Linked DNA regions of Homo sapiens: region 2 is linked to region 1. Evidence: chromatin contacts called from ENCODE Hi-C data. All regions are on one chromosome and are shown on one strand. The core of a region is the stretch at or near the end of the contact, and the rest is flanking DNA. Distances in the headings are between cores, read along the strand shown. Region 1 overlaps ELL2 (elongation factor for RNA polymerase II 2). Region 2 overlaps LINC01340 (long intergenic non-protein coding RNA 1340).

The links. A loop is a pair of places that touch in the nucleus more often than their neighbours do. Pooled maps may share reads with other maps.
Region 2: a pooled map shows a loop between it and region 1 (14-fold over the local background). The contact joins two enhancer-like sites. A Hi-C loop is called at or near these places in 2 of 37 single-sample maps with no recorded cell type and 2 of 50 pooled maps.

What each region holds. Positions count from the first base shown.
Region 1 is chr5:95,923,580-95,926,755 of GRCh38, forward strand. All of the region lies in intron 2 of ELL2 (elongation factor for RNA polymerase II 2), which reads right to left. Among named protein-coding and RNA genes, the nearest start is that of ELL2, 37 kb to the right of the region's middle. RefSeq lists enhancers at 525-664, 1,146-1,440. Within about 2 kb of position 1,317, at least 6 of the 41 ENCODE cell types and tissues checked have a DNase peak (open chromatin) inside an H3K27ac peak, as active enhancers do.
Region 2 is chr5:97,546,701-97,550,122 of GRCh38, forward strand. All of the region lies in intron 2 of LINC01340 (long intergenic non-protein coding RNA 1340), which reads left to right. Among named protein-coding and RNA genes, the nearest start is that of LINC01340, 44 kb to the left of the region's middle. Within about 2 kb of position 1,476, at least 2 of the 41 ENCODE cell types and tissues checked have a DNase peak (open chromatin) inside an H3K27ac peak, as active enhancers do.

The DNA.
Region 1 (3,176 bases), core at 67-2,566:
CAAAGGGACATGGAGCCCAGGCCAATCAGAGTTCTACATTGCCTTTTCTTGGTAGTTTCAGAGCAGCATCAATGCAGATGGTATGGTCTGAGCTAAGCCCAGGCCAATCAGAGTTCTACATTGCCTTTTCTTGGTAGTTTCAGAGCAGCATCAATGCAGATGGTATGGTCTGAGCTAATCTGAAGCTTTTCAAGAGCAAGATGTTTTCAGGCAAATTTTACATCCTTAAAATTTCAAAAGGGTTTGTAGACTTAGTGCATCTAATTTCTTGAAGATGTATTAATTAGACACAAAGTTAATTGTATCAATATCCAAGTATACTCTTAAGAATGAAATGGGTATATAAGGTAGCACTTATGTTTATGGCTGGTAAGGCTGTGTAACAATTTGGCCAATGGACAGGAAAGCAGGAGACTTATTGGAAAGAGCAGGTAATATATGACAATTAGGGCAGGTTGGTGAGAGGGAAGCTTTAGAACTAAACTATGGCAACTTCAGAGCAGACCAGAACCTGTGGGACTGTTGAAGGCCAGAGCTAGGGTGGGTCTGAGACCTTGTCTAATCTAGAGCCATTCAGGCAGAGTTTCAGAGGAACCTGTGGATATGCGTCAGTCCCCTCTGATATGCAGGAGCCTATTCCATTGTGTATCTACACAGTTCTTTTTTCCAAAATGGTTATAAAGCATTTTCTTAAAAACTAGCCTTCAGGTTCATGAAATACGAGGAGGAGGAAGTGAAAATGTACTGACTGCTACTGGTAGACCTAGGGTCAGCTTTGAGGACTGAGGTAACCACCACAGGAAATAAGTTTTGAGGTCTGATTTTGAAACAATATTGGAAGACCATTCCTTTGTGAGATAGAAACTTCTCCATTTTAATTTTAGTATTTTAAGCTTTTCCTACAGGTCAGTTGGGAATAATTTTTATTTAGGGACTCACAATCTTGAATTTTTAGCTAAATGCCTTAAGAATAAAATATTATTTAAAAAGTATTAAAATGCTGTGATTCCAAACAGTTTCTTGTTCAAGATGAAGAATATAAAAATATACCACCATGTCTCGGCAACTGGAAAAGCAGATTTTAATTTTCATTCCAAAAATGAGAGACTGAAAATCAAAGGCTTAGGACCACAATCCACAACCCTCCTCCCAACCTCCTGTCTGTCTTTGATAAAAAGCTACAAAGAAAAAGTTTCAGGAAACTTTCAGACATTTATAATTAGCATAAACACTGTATACCAAGATGTGTAAGTCAAAACGTCTAATTACTCTGGGATACAAGCTCAGGCATGTGGCAACAGAATACTGCCTGAAAGGTCATTTCAACATCAAGTCACGGACGTCCTATTTACATAAGGATCTAGGGCAGAAGCACAATGTGCACACTGCTGCAACTTTCTCATATGTGAATGCTAACATCTGCTGAAAAGCTGTTGGTACCTTTACTGCAGGTTTCCTGTCCTTGAGTCAAATACTTTCTACTCAATATTGGATTGAGGTATACATTAGATTAAAAATAGAACCAGCAAGGGTTTTCTTCATTTATTTAAGTGTTTTGTTCTTCTGTGGGATTACAAATCATTCAAACTTACAGAATTCTTGTTTGACAGACACCTTTTCTGATAAGGTGATTGTAAATGCTCAGTGAACCAGCAGTACCATGGTTTGACATGACAATTCCTGGTGTTAAAGTGGACTCATATAGCTGAGCGGGCCAAGATCATCTATAATTTCTTTTTTATAGATTAGGGACAATGAGGCTTAGTGATTTGTTCAAGTTAGAGTCATACTTAGATTGACAACCCCTGTACTACAAATCCGAGCCTGCTCCATGGCTGTCTGAAACACTCATTACCTTGTAATACTAACATATTATGTTTATAGTCTTTCTCCCTTCACTAGAATATAAGCTCTGCAAGGACAGAGGCTTTTGTCTGTTGTGTTCCCTGAATATATTGTCAGCACCTCAAGTGGTGCGTGGCACAAAGTAGTCACTCAATGCATATTTGTTAAATGAAAAGGTGGATTAATGCCTGAGCCAGGCCTAGAACTGAAGTGTTTGCTTTCTTTCCACCAGCATTTCTGAAGCATGCTGAAAAGTTTCCTTATGTGAAAGAGGGGTTCTTTCCTCAAATAAATTTAGGAAATGCCAAGTTAAACAAAATAACTTTCTTTGCTGTGGGTCTTTTCATACTGAATAGTTTCCCAATTTGTATGGCCTCAGAACCCACCTCCCCTCCGGCATCCCAGGAAGCCAGTCCATCTCTTAATTTTATCTAAAATCTATTATTTGACTATATATAGACTATATATTAGCTTAGATACAAACTTACTGCAAACATTTAAACATTAGAATTCTCTGTTGTTCTCAAATTATTTCTAGACTCTTGATTCTGTGACTTCCTTAAAATCTAGAAAATATACTTTAAGCTAGAGAAATATATTTGCATGTACTATTCAGGCTCCACAGTTTAGGGACAGAATAGTCTAGAATCAGAACAGAAAATAGAAACCTCAACCTGAAAGCCACATGTGCTATTTTTTAAACTAGACCTGCAGTTATGACTTTAGGCCCAAACATTATGGGTTGAGGGGAGAAAAAAAAAAAAGCCTCTCACATCAGCCCAGATGTGCAAACCAATGCTGAAGGGTGGAGGAGTAGGAAGGGGAGGGTAGCCTTCACTGGCAATAGAAAAAGTTAAGTATTAGAGAAATCAATAAGAGCTAAATATTCCTACTGACAGGGAAGGGCAGAGGGTAGAGAGGATCCAACACATATTAGAGCCGTCTGAAATTTCCATATGATAGCTATTTTACTGAAGAGAGTAGTGCAAAATGCCAAATTTTTCTAGCACAAAGAGAAATATTGGCAGTTATCCCCAAAATTCAGGTCATATAACAATAATTCAGGAATTATAATTAATAAATAATTCAGGAAAAATAAGTCCATTTATTTCCTTCCATTGTTCCTCTTTAGCAAGATGTATATTAAGCAAGGAAAAAGTAAGGTGAAATTGCTTTCCCTGTTATTTTTCACATGGTTCCCCTGGATCCAGTATTAAAATTTCTAGTTCTGGATTAAAGAGTATAGCAGCCTAATACTGAGATTTCCTATTTCTCTTATTTCTGTAGGATACAGTCTTATTAGAAAAATAATTCCTGAGAACTGCATTCTC
Region 2 (3,422 bases), core at 226-2,725, 1.6 Mb after region 1:
CTGCAACTAGCTTTTAAAAGACATAGTGCAGAAACTACACCATTATGATTCCAAGAAAATTTTCATAGGAAAAATAAATATCCATAAATCTCAAAATTTATTTCATAGATTTCATGCTAAAAGCACAATTATAGGTATCTCTAGAGGCTAAAATATTTTAAAGGCTACAAATCCCTAGTTATTCTGTTCTCTGGTGCTTGTTTAATTTTTTCAAAGACATTATCTCCTGTCAGGTAATGAGATCTCTCCTCCTAGTTAATCTTTTTTCTCTTTCCATGGAATAAATTGGTATTTTTGCATGGTTGGCAGGAATAGGGCAGTGGCAGGTTTGAGAAAAATCCAGATAAGAAATCTGATGCCACCAGTGTTACGTGCCTCTTGGTAGATCAACCAAAATAGCCAAGCAGATGAGGCCCTTTGATTGGCCTACCTGGGTGGCATGCCCACCACAGGTTCCAGAGGAACCGGTCCATCTAGTTGGGTTCTGCTGGCAAACCTGTCAGGAGAGAGGGGTCAGAAATTTGGGGCTTGGGGGTGTGAAGGATGTTCAGTGATCATTTGTGACTCTCATGGGTGTTCTGGCCTTCTCAAATGTCAGTGTTCCTATGACCTAACAGCTCATCCTTTTAGGGCCCTTACTATATGCTAAGCGTTGTTCTAAGTACTTCATGTATGTGTTCTCTTTAAATCTAATGATAAGAATGGGTTCTCATTTTTCACTCTCACTATATATACACACACACATAAACACATCTGCATAGGTGTTATGCATATATGTTGTGTCTCTGTGTGTGTTAGCTACTGATTTTTTTTAATCAGTGAGATTTACATCCCATCTTCTTTGGCAGCCCTTTTCTGTGAAACCACACAGTGCTTGCTCTTGAAATGTCATGACATGTTAGGGACTCACCAGGCCATGTCTGTTTACAGTCATGTTACGTTTTGTGCTTGTCACATTACTGCATCTTAAACTATTTGAAGGTGGAGATAATTTCTTACACATTTTGTTGTGTCACATGGTTCACACAGCCTGGCACAGAGCACAGGCTCATCTCTTTGCTGAGGAATTAGAACCCGACTGCAGCTTTGAACAGAGTGGGATTGTGGTTGGCAGAGTTCAATGGATTTATTTATCTTCAAGATCATATTTTATATTTTGCTCTGTCAAATCAGGATATCTTCTCAAGGTGAAAATTCCAATAACAACTGAATATATAAATATGGCTAGAAACTGGAAAATGAGATGTTGTAGATAATTAGACATTTATTCAGGGAGAAAATGGCTGCACTGATTTTTCCCCTGGTAATTGGCTTTACTTTTCTTTATAATTAAAAACTAACATATTGCTTTTGTAAAAATATGACCTATTTCCTTTACTTGTAACTTTAAAAAGTGAATTCTACCAATTTGAGTGTAATCATTACTGACTCATAAATCACTTGAGAAAAACAGACTTTGAACATTTCCTGTTTTGCAAATGAGGAAACTGAAACCCAGGCATGTTAAGTGGTTGGGCCAAAGTCACACATTACATTACTAGCAGAGACACTTTGACTTAGAATATATATTTTATCCAATAAATATTCAGGGTCTAGTAGATACCTTGCTGCTGGTAGGAACCCAATAAATATTGGTTGGGAGAATAGATTATTCTGACTGGGTACTGACCAATCAGAACAGAAGTTGCCCTTAACAACTAGTGTGGCCATAGTGGTGCATATTGACAAAGTGTCGGCCCTTTGGAAAGCCAAAGGAGGCTAACCACTGTGCCTGCACCAAGTAGGCAGATGGTCAGAGCTGAGGGTTCATTTACTTCATCCCTTTGTTTTTCTAGATGTGTCCCAAGCCACACATTCAAATCAAGAAGTGGAAGTCAGCTTGTGGGTTCCTGGTGGATAGTGCTTTCCACCACATCAATTCTAAATGTGTGGATAGAAATGACATGAGGTTATAGTAGAAAGACAGTAATTTGGTTCTTGGTAACTAAATAGTTCTGTAATGAGGCAGGGGCAAGTTAACCCTTAAGGAGAATGATTAGAAGTGTTTAGCTTCATTTAGGAGACAAGAGTGAAGCTGAAACTCAAATGAGAAAGTAAGAAGTCAAGAAACTATAGATATCATGAAAGTCTATGAGTAAAATGCATCATTGAAAGTGATAGATAAGAGAATCATTAAAAGATTTCCTGGAGAAGGTTGCTTGGGGTTCAAGGTAGGAGAAACAGAAGGGAGCAGAAGATTATAGTTGTAATTGACTCACCAACCCATATCTTCAATCATATTCTTTGGTTTCAACATTCTAATACCTCTATAGAATTCCAGTTCACTGATGCCTAAAGTAGCAGTGTCCTTGGCAATGATTTAAAAGACATCCTGTGAAGAAAAGCATGCTACTAGTTTAACTTTTTTTTCTTAGTTTTGAAAAATAGAATGAGGATTGACCACTCCTACTCAATTATGAACCAGGGTAGTGCTTCTAGAGAGTCAGTTTTATCCTCATTTATCATAGCAAAAAGTCAATAAATGATATATGACAGTTAATAAATCTGGAAATAATGCATAAGATTTTCTTTTAAAATTTAAAGATTATCAACATTACAACTGAAACGGGAACAATTAGCAGAATTAAAGCGTTTCTCTTTTGCCAGAACAAATAGGGGACAGAAAAAATGTTACAAATAGTTATTAATTGCTTTTCAAAATAAACCTTTCTGTACTAAGTTGTTTTTCGTTTGTTTGTTTTGAGCCCAGGTACACACTACTTTAATAAACTTTATAATATGAAAAGGAAGATAATTTTTCCAAATTGTTTTCTTTTGGTGAGGGGGAAGCGCAGGGAGGATTCTCTGTTAGGAGCCAGAAACGTGGATGAAACAGAGGGTTTCTTCAAAGGACGAGTCCGTAACCAATCTTTTAAAAATGAATGGCAGGGATTCAATCTATCAAATTAAGATACATTTGGCTACTTTCCCAATGCCTTTTCTTTCCCTCTAGAGCTACTTAGTGAGTCATCCCTACAACAGGTATTTAGTAAACATGATGAGGGAAAAATTCCTTAATGTTCCCCAAAGCCAAATTCAAATCTTTTTCAGTTACAAATTTAGGCTATTTTGCTCCTCTTTTAATTGGTATAAATAATGGCTCAGCTAAATTTTGAGTGTTCTTAATAGTATGTTGAATAAGCACAGTGATATAATGCAAATCTAAAAATCCATTGGATCTTCCTAAGAAAAAAACTGCTACTGATATTTCTTCCTTTTTAAAAATCTACACTATTAGGCACCCTGAGTGTATCTGCCAGTTTGCCTGAGTTGTAAATCATATGAATTTGTGTACCTGTTACCTGTTGACCACCCAGGATACAATAATACTATTGATTATCCACACTTTCACATCTGGCCAATTATTACTGAAATGATCAGAT